Regions from separate parts of the Mus musculus genome. Here region 2 is linked to region 1. The links are chromatin loops, found by intact Hi-C in ENCODE. Cell type or tissue: left cerebral cortex. All regions are shown on one strand. Links, peaks and the distances in the headings refer to the core of each region. The heading gives the core; the rest is flanking DNA.

Evidence for each region. A loop is a pair of places that touch in the nucleus more often than their neighbours do. Peaks named below come from ENCODE experiments on the same cell type or tissue, not always from the same donor. Only the 100,000 strongest peaks of a DNase experiment are listed, where the experiment ranks them.
Region 2: it touches region 1 in a loop (10-fold over the local background); 14 of 42 quality-filtered maps call a loop at or near these places.

Annotation. Positions count from the first base shown.
Region 1 is chr2:155,272,266-155,282,160 of GRCm38, forward strand. It overlaps Map1lc3a (microtubule-associated protein 1 light chain 3 alpha), which reads left to right and starts at 4,099. Exons shown (of 4, transcript NM_025735.3): 1 at 4,099-4,381; 2 at 4,693-4,748; 3 at 4,833-4,939; 4 at 5,210-5,808. The coding sequence starts at 4,342. The coding sequence ends at 5,372. It overlaps Pigu (phosphatidylinositol glycan anchor biosynthesis, class U), which reads right to left. Exons shown (of 12, transcript NM_001004721.1): 12 at 5,987-6,384. The coding sequence ends at 6,271. In left cerebral cortex, for the core only: a CTCF peak has its summit at 4,441; DNase peaks (open chromatin) are centred at 4,112, 4,796, 5,552 and 6,287; H3K4me3 peaks cover 2,144 bases; H3K27ac peaks cover 1,531 bases.
Region 2 is chr2:155,377,756-155,387,650 of GRCm38, forward strand. Trp53inp2 (transformation related protein 53 inducible nuclear protein 2) reads left to right here and starts at 4,101. Exons shown (of 4, transcript NM_178111.3): 1 at 4,101-4,262; 2 at 7,535-7,709; 3 at 8,126-8,414; 4 at 8,785-9,895. The coding sequence starts at 7,586. The coding sequence ends at 9,037. In left cerebral cortex, for the core only: CTCF peaks have their summits at 5,599 and 7,519 (motif pointing left); DNase peaks (open chromatin) are centred at 2,912, 3,557, 4,024, 4,424 and 4 more places; H3K4me3 peaks cover 3,008 bases; H3K27ac peaks cover 3,301 bases.

The sequences.
Region 1 (9,895 bases), core at 775-8,774:
CAAAGTGAACGCACACCTTGCCCCACAACTCAGCAATTCCAGTCAGTATTTGCCTATACCTCTCAAGAGACAGGAATAAAGACACGGGCCGTTAGCATACGCATAAAATTTTAAATTAAAAATATAGAAAGTATCTGAGCCTTGTGTGGTGACGCATGCCTGCAATCCATACAGGCAGATAAACCACAAAACCTTTTGAGTTAAGCCTGGCATGGTAACCCATGCTTTTAAACTTGGCACTTAGGAGGCAGAGGTGGGTGGATCTCTCTGTGATAGTGGTGGCTCAAGCCCAGGGGGTAGAGGTGGAGCTAAAGTCACCTCTGTCGGATTACAGAAATAGCTCAGAAGTCTGAGCAACAGGATTTGAAGATGTGCCACGGGAGCAAACAGGAATGAATGACTGAAGTTTGGAGTACATTTTGGGTGGTGTTAAGTTTGTTCTGGGTAAGTCAAATTTAAGGCATCCATAAGACATTTCACTTCCCAAGCTTGAGGCCAAGCTATTGAATTCTGGGTAGATGGGGTGGCCCAGGGACCAAGGGTTTAAGAGGACAAAGGGAAGCAGCACACTGGTGTCAGGTAGATGACAAGAGACAGGTGTAACCACTTCCCCCAAGGCCACAGCCGACCCGGTTCTTCCAGCTCCCTGACTGGCTGCGAGAACACTCAATCTCCTGTGACACTGCTTATGAGGCTGTCCACTCTGAGACATAGCTCTGTACCAAGGGCAAATTGGGGCCCTCAGGGCAAGTATGTCAAAAACCAAACAACGCTGCGGTATGCTGTGCCATGCAAGCTAAAGCTGCCCTCACAATGCTGCACAACTGAGGAGCAGCCAGGGACCAGGGCACACCTGTGACTACACCTTTAGTCCTTGTCAGTTCTAATGAAGTTTGCCGATGTCGGCTCCCTATTTGACTGTAAGAGTCTATTATGTTATAACAAGATATTTAAGTGAGTCCTATGTATTGAGACAGGATTTGGGTCTGTAGACCAGGTTAGCCTTGAAGTCACAGGATCCTCTGATCTTAGTCTCCAGAGTTCTGGGATTACTGTTGTGTCACCATGCTCAGCCTACCAAAAGCATTTTTCTTATTTTGAGATAAGGGCTCCTATTAACCAGACTGACCTTGAATTTCAATCCTCCCCCTGCCTCTACCTCCCAAATGCTAGGATTATAGGCATTCACCGCAACAGCCAGCTCAGCCTTTCATAAACTCAGAATAGAGAAGTTCAAAATGATCTCTTCCTAGAGAATAATTTCATCACTTAGAAGGGACTCTCCTTTTTTTTTGTTGTTGTTGTTTTTTGAGACAGGGTTTCTCTGAGTAGCCCTGGCTGTCCTGGAACTCACTCTGTAGACCAGGCTGGCCTCCAACTCAGAAATCCGCCTGTCTCTGCCTCCCAAGTGCTGGGATTAAAGGTGTGCGCCACCACCTTGAAGGGACTCTCTTGATCCTTTAATGACGCGTGACCTTAGCCTTACAGTCTATTTTGTGTGAATTTTCCATGAGCGTCTTCTTTTGGTTTTCTCGGTACACATCTGGTACTTTTTTTGTTTTGTTTTTTAAACATTTACTTGTAAGGTTTGTATTTACAAGTCTGAGGGTCAGAGAGCAATCTGCAGAAACTGGCTCTCTCCTTTCACCACACAGTTGTCAGGAATGAACTCGCACCTAGAGTCATCTCACTGGCCTACATTTTACGTTTTTATTAACTTTTTACTTACAACACAAAGACATGGGTCTCACTTTGCCATTTTACACATATATGATACATTGTTCCTCTGTGGCCTCTTGTAAACACTATGGCCTTCCTTCTTCTTACTTTTCTTGGCGAGTCCTAAAATTTGGGATGACAGGCATGTGCCACCATGTCCAATCTATGTGAAGCTGAGATCAAACCTAGGGTGTCCTGCATGGGAGGCATGTACTCTACCCACTGAGCCGCACCCCAAGGATGTGGCGTTTTTATAGGTGAGTACGAGACTCCTCCAGGTCTGTGCTATTTACCTTCCTATTTACGTTCCTACATGATCCGCTTCTGGCTCCCATGGTTCAGAGCCCTTCACTACCCACCCTTTCAGTATTTAAAACCATATTTTACATTTCTATTCTCTCTCTCTTTTTTAAAGGATTTACTTATTTATTTATTTTGTATATGTGAGTACCCTGTAGCTGTCTTCAGACACACCATAAGAGGGCATCCGATCTTATTCCTGATGGTTGCGAGTCACCATGTGGTTGCTGGGATTTGAACTCAGGACCTCTAGAAGAGGAGTCAGTGCTCTTAACCCCTGAGCCATCTCTCCAGCCCCATTTCTATTCTCTTAATGATCTTTCCTGCTGTGTCTTTTTTTTTTTTTTTTTTACATTTATCTATTTGCTGTGTGGAAGTTGTTCTTCTACCACCATAGACAGAAAATATTTTAATATTTAAAATATTAAAAAAAATTCTTCTCGGATTCAGTAGAGAGATGTCCTGAGACAGATTTAGTAATCCTGTCACTTGCTGAAAGGGAAGCCAGAACATTGCAGAAACCTCAAAACAAAGGCTAATCCTTGCACTAACAGATTTTCTTGTAGGGGAAGGTGTCTAAGGTTAGTGAAGGCACTAAATAGGACTTAAGGTCATAATTTAGGGAAGTAATCCTACCGCCCCACCCTAATTTGGGGCTGCCACATACCAGGCATTGAGCTGCCTGGAGAAGGTAGAGATGGGATATAAGGCCTGGTTGAATCCCTTTGTAGGTGGAGCCTCTAGGATCTAACATATTCCGAAAATTGAACCCACATCCTCATGCTTGCGGGCAAGCACCCTACCTGACCAAGCAGACAATAATATCTTTCCAAACAAATCCAGCTCCCTAAGACATTTAAAAAGCAAAACAAAACCCAAAACACAAGGTCTCACTATCTAGACCAGGCTGGCCTTGAACTCAAGAGACCATCCCGTCTCTGCCCACAGAGCTGGGGTTAAGGAGGCACCGCCACCCAGCCTCTTTAAGGCAATCTCAGCTGAATTCTTGTTACCTTAGCAGCTTGTTTTTGTACCAATCACTACCATTTCTGTCCATAAGCAGTTGTTTAGAATTACTCAAGCGTGCATCTGTTAACTTGGTTCCCATCAAATTTCTTCCCTTTGAGCTGTATGTTTCTGAAGTACAAACTAACTTTTTTTTTCAAACAATGGTCCTTTGTAAATTCTTTTGTTTTATCTTTTTTCTTCCTTACTTCAACTCTAGCCCATCCTCCTGCCTCAAACTCCCATAGAGCTAGGACTACAAATGAGAGCCAGCTACATCTGGCATTGATTCTGGCTTTCAATCGATTTTTAAAGTTCTTCAAGGGGCCGCCTCTCCGTGTCCGTCCAGTCCCTCTATCCCCTCCACCTCCCGCAAAACCTGAGATACTGAACTTAAGCCTTCCATCTGCTAGGCAAGTATCCTACCCTGACCCTCGGTAACATTCCCAGACCATACTTCTTTCTATCCTACCAAGGGGCTCTACCTGTAAAATCTGACTTCGCGTGTTGTCAGTTCCGAATGTTCTCCATCTCATGGTTAACCACTTCTGATATAGCCCCCCCATTCAGCGATTCTCTCCTGCTTTATCTAAACCACCTATTAACCAACCTCACTCTGGAAATCTATGCTTTCTATGGTTGTTCCAGAATTCTTTGAAAGCCTGGGTGGGGGGTCTGGAGCAATGGTTCGACAATTAAGAGCCCTTGCTATTATTTCAGAGGACCTAAGCTTGATTCCCAGCAGTGCGATTAACTCCAGCCTAAGGAAATCCGATGCTATGTTCTGCATCCGCGGGCATACACTTACAGACACATTAAAAATTTTAAAACTCTGGGTGTTCCATCCTCTCCCCGCTCCACCTTCCTTCTCGAATGCTAAACTCGATGAAGGTGCGGTGAACTACTCCGCAGCGTCGAGAGACTGGATGGAGGCGACAAATGCCTGGCTTCTGAGTCTGTGGCGCCAAAGAGAGGAGCTTGCCATCGTGACGTCACAGAACTGTGACGCGCCCTGGAGCTCCGCCTCCTTACGACCTGCGCCGGGAATCCGGGCTGTCTGCGCCGTGGCGTCACAGGTCCAGGCAGGCGGGTTTTCCGTCGGCCCAATGGGAGCGGCGCGCCGGCCTCCCCTTTAAGGAATGTTGTGACCTGACGTCACCCAGGCGAGTTACCTCCCGCAGCCGCCACCGCCAGGCTCAGCGCGAGCCCCGCAGCCCTTGAGCTCGAGCCCCGGAGCCCCCGGCGCGCCGAACCGCAGACGCATCTCTGAGCCGCGCACCCCGGAGCCCCGGCTGCGCGCCCCGCCGGGCCCGCGCGATGCCCTCCGACCGGCCTTTCAAGCAGCGGCGCAGCTTCGGTGAGGCCCTGGGGGGCGAACTGCCATCGGGGATCGAGGGATGGGGGTGCCAGTCGACCCCGATTGCCGCAGGTGACGTCAGCCCCATGACGTCAGGCACCGGCCGGCCGGACCCCGGGTGGAGAGGCCGCAAGGCCTGGCAGGGTCGCCCGCCTCCCTACCGCGTCCCCCCGGTGGAGGGCTGCGGGGCCGACGGCCCCGGGGGCGGGCGCTGGGGCGGGGCGGGCCGGGAGCCGCCCCTCGGGGATCAGCGAGGCGGAGTCGCGGGAGGCCTCAGCACCGCTGGGCCTCACACAGAGCTCTGTCCGCAGCCGACCGCTGTAAGGAGGTGCAGCAGATCCGCGACCAGCACCCCAGTAAGATCCCGGTGAGTCTCTAGCACCCCCCAGCCACGCCCTGCCCTGCCAGGTCCCGCCCTTGGCTTACGAGTCCCCCGCCCACTCCACTCCAGGTGATCATCGAGCGCTACAAGGGTGAGAAGCAGCTGCCTGTCCTGGATAAGACCAAGTTTCTGGTCCCAGACCATGTTAACATGAGCGAGTTGGTCAAGATCATCCGGTGCGTGGGCAGCCTCCTACAGGCCTTGGGTGGGGCAGGGTCAGGTTCCACAAGAAGGGATGGAGTGGGGCGAGGGGACTGATTTGGGACACCGGGCCCCTGTTCTAGGAGGCTGGAAAAGACCAAGGTCGGGGTTGGGACGAGCTTCAGTAGAGGTGAGAGCCTCTGGCTGAGATGGACCGAAAGTGAAGGTTCAGTAACATTTTGGGAGGGTCACCTAGGCCTCCAGCAGGCAGCCTCCTCACCTGGCATGCCTGCCTGCCTCCACAGGCGCCGCCTGCAACTCAACCCCACGCAGGCCTTCTTCCTGCTGGTCAACCAGCACAGCATGGTGAGCGTCTCCACACCCATCGCTGACATCTATGAACAGGAGAAGGATGAAGACGGATTCCTCTACATGGTCTACGCCTCCCAAGAAACCTTCGGCTTCTGAGTCAAGAGGAGGGGAGGGGGGTGGCTGGGAGTTCTGGTCAGGTTCTCCCCAGGGAGGTCCTGGCTCCTAAACTAAGCTATTTCAGTCCCCAGTGGATTAGGCAGAGATGTGACACCCACTCCCCCCCCCAGGTAGGGGCCACCAGCCAGCCTACCACATCCTGGGTAGGTCCTGGGCCAGTCATGTTCGGGTTGCTCTTTTGGGTGCTGGCTGGGTTGGGAGTGGGTGGGGAGCAGCATCCCTGCTCTGTGGGGTTTGTCATTTTGTTAGGCCCTTGCCTGTCTGCCCATCTTGCCCCTCATCCACCTGAGGCTTTGCCTCCTGCCAGGACCTGCCCCACCCCTGAAAGGCTGGCTCCCCTTGTCCTGACTCGGTGTATGGATCTGTGGTCATTTCCTCTGCAGAAAGAATAAAGACTGCTCAGGCCTGCCTGGCCCTTTGCCTCCAGCTGCTTGTTTGGGAGCAGGGAGGGCTGCTAGGTGACTGTGTTCACACACAGAGACAGACGCGTGTTCCCAGAAACCCACTCCTTAGTACAGGATAGCACGTAGTATTAGGGGGCCAAGCTCACTCCACTCCAGGAATACATGTCATCAGAACAACAATGAAAAAAAAAAGATCCACACATTTATTAAGTAGTCACAACCTATAAAGCCCTGCTCACCGGCTGCTTCCTTTCTGTGCACAGTCACAAAGTGGGGGTCCAAGTGGGGTGCTCCTAGCTTCTCCCCATGGGCCTTGTTGCCAGCTATGAGTCCCCTTTGGTGCCAGAGATTTGTGACCCTGGACTTGAACTTCTTCTGCCTGAGGACGCGCCTGCTGGCAACTCTGGATGAGGGACCTGGCCCAGCTTCTGGCCCTTCCCCCTCTTGTCCATGCAGCGCTGTGCCAGCCAGGGCTACTTGAGCACAAGCATGGCCTCAGTGCCGTCCTTGGCAGTCAAGTAGAGGCCGTGTGTGAGGTAATACTCCCGCCGCAGGAAGGCATAGAAGTAGTCAGAGATGAGCAGGATCTGGCAAGGAAAGAGAGTGTGAGAAGCCACAAGGCACCTTACTGAATGCTACCCTTTGCCAGGTTAGACAGGCAGGTTAGTGCCTGCCTGGCATCTCCCAATCTATAATTCTGCCTAGGGACCTCCTTCCCTCTTGGCACGCTCCTGGCCCTGAACGATCTTACCGGTCATCTGGCAGCTGTTTGTATCCTGCCTTCTGTTCCCTTTTCCTGCTTTATACTTTCATACGTGAGAGTCCAGACCCGTGTTCTTACAGTGGTGCGTGCACCTTGCCGCTGCCCACAGGCACTCCCCATCTAGCCTTCCCTAGAGAAACCATCTATCCAGGAACTCAGAACACAAAATTGCCCATTTCTCCCATAACAGGCAGCCCAGGAACTCTACCTTGGAAACAGTTTGTCAGGTGATGGTGGTACAAACCTTTAATCCCAGCACTTGGAAGACAGAAGCAGGCAGATCTCAGTCTCACAAGATCCGACTGCCTCTGTCTCCCGAGCACTGGGACTGAAGAAGGCATGTACCACCACTATCAAGCTACTGCCAACATTACTCACCTGTTAAAAAAGTTATTTCTGGATGTGACTGGTAGGATTTTCCTTCCTATGACCTGGCCAGCTCATCACCGCGATGAGTTGTGAATTCTGATTCTGCATGTGCCCCTCACCCACCCCGACACAGGGTCTGGGTGAGGAGACCTCAGGGTTCAAGGTCACTATCTACTGCCTGAGCCAGGCTGACCAACAGCTGCCTGGTCACTTGCTGATATGCTACAGGGCCCTGTGTCCTTTTGTGGGTGGGCTCTTGGGACGTCACACATTTAAGGGTGTATATCCAAGTCCAGCCTTCCAGGTATGGCTCTGGTCCAACTAATTGAATGCCTCCAGCCTCAGTTTCCCTATTTGTAAATAGGCCATTAGCCCTCCAGTGAGAGAATGGCAGGAATGAGTCCAGAGACTATCTGATTTTGGCCCCTCCAAGGTCTTCTTAGCTGCTCTCCTATCTTCAGAAAAGTATACAGCTGCCCAGGACAGGACTGGAAGACCTACATCTTTGGTTTAGGTCAACCTCTGATCTGTCTCCCTCTCACTAAGTGCCTGCCATGTTCTAGGCCTTAGTCTTCCTGTGTGAACTAAGAGGTGGTTGGTGCTAGTCCTCTTGGAGCCTATAAACTTTTGAGAACTGGTATGTCCAATACTGTGCCTGCCCTCCTTTGGTAAGGCAGGGCACTCCCCTGCCAGCTTCAGTTACTCCAGTCTTAGGCATGTTGGGCTGAATAGGGTTGTGGACTTTGGGGTCAAGTGTGCAAATAGACGAACCCTGTTCCTCTCTGGGACTCTATTTAGGGTGACAGCAAACTGAGATTGTTGGCTCCTTTGATTCTGTGGTCAGACTGAGTTGGGGCAGGTAAATGCCACAGTGGCAGAAGCACTCAGGATCATCCTTAGCAGAAGCGACATTCCCACCAAGTGCCACACAGTTGAATGGGAAGTTACAGTTGGAATGAGTTTGTCATCAGAGAGGTTAAGGGGTCAGGACCTAATCTGGAGAAAGTGAGCCTACTGCAGATGAAGGGGAGTTAGGTACCGACTAGGGGGAAATGTTCCAGGCAGTGGGAACACCAGAGATCCTGTGGTGAGAGGGGCAGTGCGGGGAGATGATGTAATGGATGGCAGGACCAGGTGCAGGGTCACAGAGCTCAGAAGAGTCTGAAGCCTGAGAAGCTTTTGGGAGAACTCAGGTCAAGTAGTAACATGATCAGATTTGTGGTTTGAAAAGTTCCCCCTGGCACAGGAGAGGGTTTGAAAGCAGGGGGCCCTGGGAAATGTCTGAAGTGGTTACAGGGATGGGTAACACTTGCAATAGCAGCAAGTATTCTTAACTGCTGAGCCATTTCTCCAGAACCCCGGGGATTCTTGAAAAACAAAAAGCACAAGTGTCAATCTCAGAACAAACATCAGACTAACCTCACTGAGCGAGGGGACCTGCCTAGTGTTCCATAAGCCTTTCAAAGTTATGAGAAATAAAGACGACACAGAGCAGAGGACACTGGGAGACACGACCAAGTATAACATGGTTCTGTAGGTTAGTTCTGGAAGAGGCCATGACTGAAAATGTTAAGTCCCAGTGAAGCCTCCTATTCCGTTAACGGTAATATCCCGGGAGGGTTGTTAGTATAACAAAAATTCTATGAAACTTAAGATGCTAACCACGAAGAAAACAAGAGTGGACTGACTATACAGCACCTCACTGTACACTCTGCAACCTTTTGTGACGCCAAAACAATTCTAAAATGTAAAGGTTATCTAGAGAAACAGAACAACACAATTGTCTTTGTTGTTGGGTTTTTGGTTTTGTGTTTTGTTGTTTGTTTTGTTTTGAAACAGTCTTTCTGTGTAGCCCTAGCTGTCTCGTAACTCTTTGTATAGACCAAAGAAACCCTCCAGCCTCTGCACTCCAAGTGCAGGGATTAAAGGTGTGTGCCACTACACCCGGCTTGTTTTGTTTTGAAACAATCTCTTGAAACCCATGTTGGCCTTCAACTTCATATCAGAGAATCTCCTTAAACTTCTGAATCTGCTTCTACTTCCCAAATGCTGGGGTTACAAGTATGTGTGTGTGCCACAAATCCTTTTTTATGCGGCATTGGAGATGGAATCCACAGCTTTCTGCATGCTAAGCAAGCAATCTACCAGAGTGTTTAAGAGAATATTCTCAGTCTAGTAAGTAAATATTTAACTCTACTTAATGATGTAAAAGCTGACATTTAGAAGGAAATATAATGATATCTACATTTCAATCAGTAGTAATTTAAAAAAATAATCCAGGATGAGTTGGTGATGGCTCAGAGGGTTAAGGCACCTGCTCCAAGTCTGATGACCTGAGTTTATTCCTAGAACCCACATGGTGGTAGGAGAGAACTGATTCCTACAAGCTGTCCTCTGTCTACATGCATGCCGTGGCATGCACATGTCCCACCTCCACAAAAGATGTTTACAAACAAACAGAGGAGCAGAGCATGCTGAGCACCTGAGAGGCACCTGGTCTACATGAGACTCAAAAGACCAAAATAGTTAGGTAAAACCCCAGAATAACAATAAAATAAAAAAAAGATGGCTTAAGTGATAGCTTTTGTAACCAAGAAAGTACTGCTGAGTGTTACTGCTAGGGTCTCTGTAGTGGGCACCTGGGTGTTCAATGTTCCAGGATTTGTGTAAGAGAGAAGTGTAGATAGGGCCTTGCTCATTTGGACACACAACCTTGAGTGTCGAAGGTCTAGGTGGCTGTTGTGGCCACAGGGGAAAGATGGAATGCTAGGATGGAGCTTGGCTCTTCAGAGGAAAACCTGGGCCTGGGGCTTTCCATTAAGACTGCAAAGAGAGTCAGGCATAGTGGTGCACACCTTTCATCTCAGCACTCAAGAGGCAGAGGCAGGCGGATGTCTGTGAGTTCAAGGCCAGCCTGACCTACAGAGCAAGTTCCAGGACAGCCAGAGCTACACAGAAACCCTGTC
Region 2 (9,895 bases), core at 1,189-9,188, 110 kb after region 1:
TGCAAACCCAAGGCCTATACATGAACACAAGGGTGGCCTCTTGACCTCCAGTCCTAACTCCCATAAAATTGGGCAGGTGCTCCTACTCAGGAATGAGTAGGAATGAGTTAGGTTTGACAGACATGAGCATAGGAATGAGTTAGGTTAGACAGACATGAGCATAGGAATGAGTTAGGTTAGACAGACATGAGCACTTGCTTGTTCCAAGGGTGTAAACCCATCTACACATTTGTGATATTTGTTCACAGATAGCTTCATATACATCCATGGATTGTCTGATTGGATATGAAATTTCAGGGAAGGCTCATAGCATGATATGTTTTTCGAGATTTATTTTACAAGTATAGGTGTTTTGTCTGCATGTATGTCTGCATACCAACATGCATGCCTGATGCCAATGGAGGTCAGGAGGGGGAGTCATATATCCTGAAGCTGGAGTTACAAATGGTTCTGAGTCACTGAGTGGGTACTGGGAGCCAAACTTGGGTCCTTTGAAAAAAGGAACAAGTGCTTTCAACCAATCTCTTCAGCTCTCCCCTTTCTAGGTGCTGTCAATCAATGAGCCATCTCTTCAGCTCCCCACCTCTTTTTAAAAAGAATTATTTAATTTATATATGCGAGTACACTGTCACTATCTTCAGACACACCAGAAGAGGATCTTGGATGCCATTGCAGATGGCTGTGAGCCACCATGTGGTTGCTGGGAATTGAACTCAGGACCTCTGGAAAACCAGTCAGTGTTCTTAACCACTGAGCCATTTCTCCTGCCCTCTCTTCAGCTCCTTTTTATTTGTATGTTTATTTTGGCAGTACTGGGGATTAAAGCTAGGGCATCATGCATTGGGGCTTCTGCTATACCACTAAAGCCCGAGCCCCAACCCCCTTTCGATAGCTGCCAGACCCAGGCTAGAGTCCCAAGTAGACTGGAATTTGGCTTAGCAGTTTGAACATTGGGTACAGCCAATATTGGGAACAGAATACAGGTCAATTAGGGTACCAGAGGGTATGCCAAGAGCCCTAGTCTCTAGATTTTGGGAACCAGAACTTTGGCCCATGGGGAGACTCCTATGCCAGACTCTCTCGGTGGGCTTTAGGCTACAGTGACTAAGCCTTTGATCAAAATCCCCTATATGTCAAATATGACATATATCCTGATTGGGAAAATATGTGGACAAAGACCCTATCTTTGGGATGTCAATCATTCACTTGTTAAGAAACCACCACTGCCCAGCTCCAGATTTTTAAAAAATATTTTGAATGAGGTGTATAAAAGTATTTTTTAGTTATTTTAAAGTGTATAGATGTTTTGCTTGCATACATGCATGAGTGTGCACCACATGCGTGCCTGGTGTCCGGAGAGATCAGGAAAATAGTCATCAGCTTCCCTGGGAGTTAAATGGTTATAGGCTGCCATGTGGATGCTGGGAGTCAAGCGTGGGTCTCCTGGAAGACTACTCAGCACTCTTAACTGCTGAGCCAGTTCTCCAGCCAATCTTTAAAAAGTTACTGAACGTGTCTGGGTGATTTGTCTGCATGTTTGTCTGCATACCAGTAGAGGGTATTGGACCCCATTTTAGACAGTCATGAGCCACCATGTGGGTACTAGAAATTGAACTCCCAGTCGGTCCCTGGAAGAATAGCCAGTGCTCTTAACTGCTCGAGCCCTCTCTCCAGCCCATCCAGTCAGATGTTTTATTTTTAATTGGGTCTCTCTGAATATGGTAGCACATGTCTTTAATCCCAATGCTTGGGAGGCAGAGGCAGGTGGTTAGCTGTGAAACCAGGCTAGCCTGATCTACATAGCAAGTTCCAAGCCAGCCAGACATGGTGAAACTGTCTCTCTGTCTCTCTGTCTGTCTGTCTGTCTGTCTGTCTGTCTCTCTGTCTGTCTCTCTGTCTCTGTCTCTGTCTCTGTCTCTCTCTCTCTCTCACACACACACACATTCACAGAGCATGTGTGCTCTGGCTCACAATGTAGCCCAGGCTGTTCCCAGACACTGGGCAGGTAGAAGTACAAGTGCAAGTAACATACTCAACTACTTCCATTTATTGAAAAAACAAATGAGACTGTCCATTAAAGTCATTACTGTCACACGGGTAGGACAAGAGTGGCCTCTCCTGGGAAATACTAGTCTAATTTTGAAGACAGGAAAGAATGTTAGAAAGGCTCAGAGAAGGCAATCTGGACAGAGAGAGCTTAAACAAACTCATGGGGACGAGCGAGTTTTGAAAAGACAAAGGACGTTTGCTAGCACAGGGTACACTGAGAGGAAAGGAGAAGCTGCTGGCAAGAAGCCGGCCTGGGTTGTGAAGAGCCATCAATAGTTGTTGGGACTGTGGGGCTTTGTGAGAATATACAGTTTTAGAGCAAACAAGGGGTGTAACAGGAGGGACACGTTAGGGATTAGTTTGTCAGCAAGGAGGTCAAGGGAGGGTCTGGGATTAGTGGGAAGTGGCTGTGCTAGGCAGAGGCTCAGGTTTGCACAAATGAGGGCACCCTGGAAACCCTAGTGTAAGGAGCACTGTGCTAATCACCTCCCCTCAAGCCTCTGGGTATTATTTTCTGGCTGTCTCCTCTGCCGGGCAGGGTTCAGTCCTTCCTAATGGCTTTCTGACCAGGCTGGGGCAGGGTTCTTGAAACCACCAGAGCATGAAGCTCTGAACTAGCTCCTGCTGGCCAGATGGGCAACCCTCCGAACCTCATCTCCCAACTCTGTTCCAGAGACCCAGACGCTCTAGCCATGGAAATCCCCTAAGTATTTCACAGGCCATTGCAAGAGCTGGGGCCTGGAGCACAAACCTGGCAGAGTCTTGGAGGATGACGGGTCTGGAAAACCCTGTCAGTTCTAAATGTGAATATCCATGGCAGCGTGACAGATAAACTAAGGCCCAGAATAGTAAGGATTTAACTTGAAATCACACAGGTTGAGACACAGGACTGGAAGCCAGGTTTCCCTTTAGAACCCTGGAGTTCAGTCCCTCTGGTGTAGGGTGTGATCAGAGTCAAGGCTAGTACCTGTGAGTTAAACTCCTGGCTCTGCCAAGGACTATTCCTTAATTACCTCGGAAAGTTGCTTAGATTCTCCTGGTCTGTTTCTTTAACTGTAAAAGGAGGATGCTACCTACCTTTTGGGTTTATTGTAAAGATTAAAAGGCAGCACAGTGCTTGGCATATGGTAAGTGTTCAGTGTCAGCTGGCAGTCTGGAAGAAGCAACCGTAGGTGCCCCTTCTTCTTTCCCTCCCCTCCCTCGGAGTCTCCTGTAGCTCAAGCTGCCTTTCAAACTCTTGAACCCATTTCTATCTACCAAGTGGTGAGATGAAAGGCAGGTACATGTAATCTCAGTTTCTCCACATGTAAATCAGGACTAACAATCCCTGCCCTGTCTGTCACTCTTTCCCCCCTGACCTGTTCCGGTAGCAACGTGGACTAAATAAGGTATGTAAACGTTCTAAGCCGAGCTGTCTCCAGGTCAATGTTTATTCAGCTTAGAGCAATTTCTTTCCAAGTCCTACGCTGGCCAGATTTCCTGTCAGCCCCATCAATTCTCTAACACTCGCAGGTGCTCCTTTGTAACCGCGGAAGGGGCAAGGTCCGCTCAAGCCCACCGTAAAAAGGAGCGGGGAAAACAAAAAACATAGAGGAGGGAGAGCAGGCAAGTAGGGCAGTGTAGAGAAGTGGGGTAAAAGGACAAGGAGGGTAAAAGGGACTTACAGATGGAGCGCGGCGGGGGTGGGTGGGGTGGGTGTCCTGCACCTAAGATGCAGGAGAAGGGATGTGCGGAGCTCTGGGGCAAGTGAGGGAGCAGGGATGTGTGCGGAAAAAGCAGCGAGGTGGGATTCTTGAGGAAGAATTGGGGGGTCGCTTTCAGTGTGAGGTCTGTGGGTAACTGGGGGCAGGGAATTCGGGCCGTCACCTCCACTCAGACAGAGGCTCCGAGAGCAGCTCCCGGGCTACAGCCACCCGCTGGCAAACCGCGGAGGGGCGGGGAAAGAGCATTCGGCGCCTGTGATTGGCTGCCGTCCCGACGGCCGCTGACGCGAGCGGGCGGGCCCCTTTGTGACGTCACAATCAGCTGTTGAAGCGTTCGGATTTGTGCCCTGAGCCCGGGCGCAGCGGCCGCAGCAGCTCCGGGCGTCCGTTCGGGAGCCCCGCCGTCTCTCGGCCCGTCCCCGGTATGCGGCTCCAGTTGTGAGCACCGGCGACCCGGGGACGCCCGGCCGCACAACTACCTCAGCGCAGCGGTTGCTGCAGCGGCCCCAGGTGAGTCCCGACCTCCGGGCTGGGGGCTCCGGGCACCCCCAGGACACGCCCTGCGCCCCCCTCTCCCGTTCTTTGTCTGTCTCCGCCGGCGGCAGCCGGAGCTGCGTTCTTGGCTCCCTATTGGTTGCTCCAAGCCGGTAGGCCATGACGTTGCTTTATTTGCATATGACATTGAGACGTCACCAAGGCCAGCCCCGCCTTCCAGGCTTGCATGGGTGCTTGTCCTCTGGTGACCCGGTGGGCGCTATGTCGTGCCCAGCCGGCCGAGGGTTGAAGAGACGCTGAAAGACAAGCGGGATCCGAAGGGACTCGGCGGTTTCCTGGGCTAATCTAGGGACTGGGGTCAGGCCTCTCATTTGTTTTTTCCTTGTGACCTGAGAGAGGGTAGGACAGCAAAGCTCGATTTAAGTTGAGAGGGCGGTAAGTAGATGGAGCTTCAGACTCCAGGTCCTGGAGACACTACCAGATGGTAGCGGATCCCCTCTGTCTTCAGGCTCCGCCCCCTAACATAATAACATCCTTCTAATCCCTGACATGTGTGCAGAGCCTGAGTTGATGTCATTTTCAGCCTACAAATATTGAGGGTCTTAAGCCCCACTTCACGGAAGAGGAAACTGAGACTCAGAGAGACGTAGTTTACTGGAGATCTCAGCCAATTAGAATCACACTCACTAAGTGGTAGATTCCTTAGCTGAAGTATAAGCTACATGCTTACATACATCTACTGAGGACCCTATCTTGGGTTCAGCACCAACCACAATTTGATGGGATGCTTCAGTCTTCATGATCCTGGACATTTTCCCAGGAGGTCTCTGAAAATTGGGTCTCTTACAAGGCCCTGACCTCCTCTGCCTTCTTTCTACTTCAAAACCCAATAAATGGCCGTCTCCCAGCTGTTTTGACCACAGAAAGGTGAGTCACTAGTTGCCTGCCTCCAGGTGTCTCCAGGGCAGATGTTGTTGAGAGGGAGTTGGGAGTTCCCTCTGTGGGCCTCCCATCAGAGCTGTCAGCTGGGAGAACCAGACCCTTCCCTGGCATTAGTGATGCAGAGCTTATGCTGTTTCCTGAGGCTGCTTCCAGAGTGACAGAAGGATGTCTCTTACTTTCCAAGTAAGTAGATCTGGAGTCCTTCCCAGGTTGAGGGTCGCTCAAGAATGGCCTGGGCTAGGGTTGGCTTAGGCCTCCAGTGCTATTCTAGGCACAGCCTCTGTAGTATTAAGGGAATGGTTCTTCCTGGAGCAGAGCCAGGAATCTGAGAACCAGGAAGCCAGCAGGCTAGGAAAGAAAACCCAGGAGGCTCTCCTAGTGGTCAAAGGAGGGGGGCAGTCATAGCTGGCTGGTTGCTACCATCTCTCCTGGCTGTCACTCACTTCTGTATGATCTCCACCAGGGAGCTTCTCACTTGACATGTCAACAGTTGAAAAGGCTCATTGCAGGGACTGGTGCACAGTGTGAACCCTGGGAAATGCATGCAAAAGTTTGATGCCAGGGACCAGAGATCTACAGGGACCAGAGACCAGGGCCTGTGTCTGATTTCCCTGTTTCCTGTGTATTATATTTTTGGATATTACCTGTTGAGGTTTTTCTGATTGTATGTATTCTGCATTGCCACACCACCACTAAGCTATAGCTTTATTGGGTAGATTCATGTTCCCAATTTGATATCACCATCCCTAAAACAGGAGACTTGTTGTCTTGGTCCAGGGAAGGAGGCTTGGGTTTGAAGGCTTGGATCTTGGTCCAAAGCTTGTGTTTATCCTCAAGGGATCCCTGGATCTGACAGCTTCCTTCTTCCACTGTCTATCACTGACATGTGGTCTCACTGGACAGGATTCTTTCTCTTGGCTAGTGATGCTGAGTTTGAACAAGAGTCTAGGGGAAAGGGGAGTTAGAGTAGTGGGGCAGACCTGTAGGCACAGGTCCTCCTCATCTGAGGGTTGCCCAATCTCATGGTAAGATTGTAGAACTGAGCCGGGCGTGGTGGCACTCGCCTTTAATCCCAGCACTCGGGAGGCAGAGGCAGGCGGATTTCTGAATTCGAGGCCAGCCTGGTCTACAAAGTGAGTTCCAGGACAGCCAGGGCTACACAGAGAAACCCTGTCTCGAAAAACCCAAAAAAAAAAAAAAAAAAAAAAAGATTGTAGAACTGTAGTGATTACGGATGCTATTAGGTTCAAATACTACCTGTGTCTTTCACTAGCTGTGAGACTTTAGGTAGTTATCTTATTTCGCTGGGCCTTTTAAAAAAATTAATTAATTAAATGTATGTGAGTACACTGTTGTTGTCTTCAGCCACACCAGAAGAGAGCATCCGATCCCATCACAGCTGGTTGTGAGCCACCATGTGGTTGCTGGGAATTGAACTCAGGACCTCTGGAAGAACAGTCGGTGCTCTTGACTACTGAACCATCTCTCCAGCTCTCTGGGCTTTGTTTTATTTATCTCTCTATCAGAAAAAATTTTTTCTCTTCCTCCCACTCCTTTTCAGTCCCTTTGACAGGATCTTATGTAGCCAGGAACTATTTTTTTTTTTTTTTTTTTTTTTTTTAGGTAGGGCCCCATGTAGTTCAGACTGGCCTTTAACTCACTATGTAGCCTAAGCAGGACTTGGACTCTGATCCCCCTGCCTCTACCTTCTAAGTGCTAGGATAATAGACAGGAGGTCTTCATGTCTTTGAACTCTTGTCCTCTTGCCTCTAGCCCCTAAGTCCTAAGATTCCAGGCTTGCCCTTTCACACACTGTGAGGATATAAGGAAAAATGGACCAGGTTTCTTAGTATAGTGTTGTATGTTACTGACACAGGAATATTAATTATGATGATGGTAATAAGAACAATTTTTTTCCCTTAATGGAAAATTCCTATTTACTCCTCAAAGCCCAGGTTGGCTGTTATCTTCCTCTAGAGACTTACCCTGGCAAAGCTTGGTCATATATATCACTTCTTCCATATCCCCAAAGCACCCTGTCATAACACCAAGTTTATTAGCTTATTGAATGTTTACTGTGTGCTCAGGCACTGTTCTAAACATGTCATTAAGTGTTTCCTCATTTAAGTCTTATTACGATTGTCATTTGACAGATGAGAAAACAAAGACCCAGCACCTTTCTAAGTGCATACAGGAACACCCACTGAATGCAGAAAAGCACACACACCAAGAGCTTCTCTGCTATTACTGCTCTGGCAGCTAGGGGCTATAGCCTTGTCTCCAGCTACCAACTGAAGGGCTGACTTTAGTTCGTGCTTCTACTAATGTCTTTCTATGCTTCTCAGGGCTTTAAACTGCCATAGGGCGCCCCCTTGAGGTTGCTTCACCCGCTGACCATGTTCCAGCGCTTCACCAGCCTTTTCTTCAACACCCCTGCGCCTCCTGAAGACTCCAACTGTCCGGGGGCCTTTGTCTCTGAGGAGGATGAAGTGGATGGCTGGCTCATCATCGACCTACAGGGTGAGGCTTGAGTCAGGATCCAGCACTCTTGATTCCCTAGTCTATGAGCATAATGAGGACAGGAGGTGTTGCAATATAGAGGGGAAGAGGGCTATTTGGATGTTGGAGTCCCCCTAGGCCTACTGGAAAAATTAAAGTAGAAGCCGTGAGCCCAGAGGTGAGGTAACACAGACCCTTCTCTTGAAAGCTCTGGCTCCTGCCATTTGTTGGGGCACACACCTGGGACACCTAGGGCGGTGGGCTAAGGATCCTGGCCTTCAGGTGCTCTCTGGGCACGATGGATAGAGGTGCAGGTCTGACTAACGATGCCCTTTCTCTCCCCATCCCATGTGTCTGGCATATGTGTGTGTGTGTATGTGTGTCCCACCCTGCTGCTCCCTCTCCTCTGCATGGCTTCCCATTCCCACACCCTATAGACAGCTATACAGCTCCTCCCGACCCCGGGGCCTCGCCTGCTCCTGCAGGCCGCCCTCCACCCGCGCCCTCCTTGATGGATGAGAGCTGGTTTGTTACCCCTCCCGCCTGTTTTACTGCAGAGGGGCCCGGCCTTGGGCCTGCCCGCCTCCAGAGCAATCCGCTGGAGGACCTCCTCATTGAGCATCCCAGCATGTCCGTTTATGTCACCGGCAGCACCATAGTGCTGGAGTCTGGGCCACCTTCCCCTCACCCTGAAGCTGCCTTGCCTGATCAGGACCTCAGCGATGGGTGAGTGGGTTGAGGGTGGAGACTGGAGGCTAGGGTCTAGGAGACTAGCAGGGGCGTGTCCTTGGGATAAAGGGCTGAAGGAAAAGAGGCGTGGTCTTGTGGCTAAGGTGGGGCTTGGGAGAGCCCTGGCTCAGAGGATTGGGAGGGACCAGCCTGATCTGCCAGACAGAATCAGAGTAGGACTTGTATTGGGGGGTCAGGGTTTTTTCCCTGTTCTGCCTAGTTACCTGTGCCAGGTGCTTAATCACAACTCTAATTGTGATTAAAGGAAGAATTTGTACCCCTCAGTGGTCTGCCCCGCAGAAATAGGGTGTGGGATGCCAACCCTGATCTCTTCCCTCTCTGACAGAGTTGTACTCTGTTTCTGCAGAGAGCTGGCGCCTGCCCTCCGGGAACCCAGGGCCTTGCACCACGCAGCTGCTCCTATGCCCGCTCGAGCTGTGCTGCTGGAGAAGGCTGGCCAGGTGCGGAGGCTGCAGAGAGCCCGACAGCGGGCTGAGCGCCACACATTGAGTGCTAAAGTGTTGCAACGGCAGAATCGCGCCCGGGAGAGCCGTTCGCGCCGGCCCAAGCACCAGGGCAGCTTTATTTACCAGCCGTGCCAGCGCCAGTTCAACTACTGAGCGCCCCTGCTGCACCGCGAATCCCTCGCCGACTCCTGGTCCCATCCGCCTCCTCTGCAGCAGCCAGTGTGCTGCTCGAGGGTGTTGGGGGGTCCACCCGCCTCCATCTGGATACTACAACCTCCCTCCTTCCTAAGTTTTGAGGTGGGGTGATGGCCCTCTACTTCCCTGTTTATAGTCTAACTCACCTATTAACCTCTCTCATCCTGGGTCATCCTCCCTCCTTTCTCAGTGTCTGATTCTCCACCCTCACACTCCCCACACCCACTCTCCCATGCTTCTTTTTAGGACCTCTATTCTTGTCTCTCGCCCCTTCACCTTTTCCCTCTTAGCCCACCCGATTCCTAAGACCCTGACTTGGCACCTTCTCCGCTTCAGCTCCTACTTTCCAAGACTTACTCTTCTGTTTGGGATCGCTCCCACTCTTGTTCCCTTTTTTTCATTCCTGGCAATTCCCTCCCAATCCTGCAGGTGCAACCTGCCAGGCCTGGGCCATTGTCCTCATCCTGTAGTCAGGGATCAGGCATGGGTTTTGATTTCAGTTTTCCCCCTTTCTCTGCCCTGGGGGCTGGGCTCCTTATTGCTGCTTAGGCCTAGAAAGTTTAAGTATGTGGAAGAGGAGAGTGAGTTGTAAGTTAGATAAGGTGAAGGGAATGGAGGGAAACAGGCAGCCTAGTGGGGGCCGCAGATGGGGACAGGTGGGTTGAGAAGTAGCAGGGAGCAGGGCATCTTGGGAGCTGGTATTGTGCTTGGTCAGAGTAGCTAAGCCCTGGTCTTAGGCCTGAGCCTGGAGTCTGCCCCCATTTCCTTTTCCTATAATCCTGCCTTCCAGGGTTCCCCCCTCCCTGAAATTTGTCC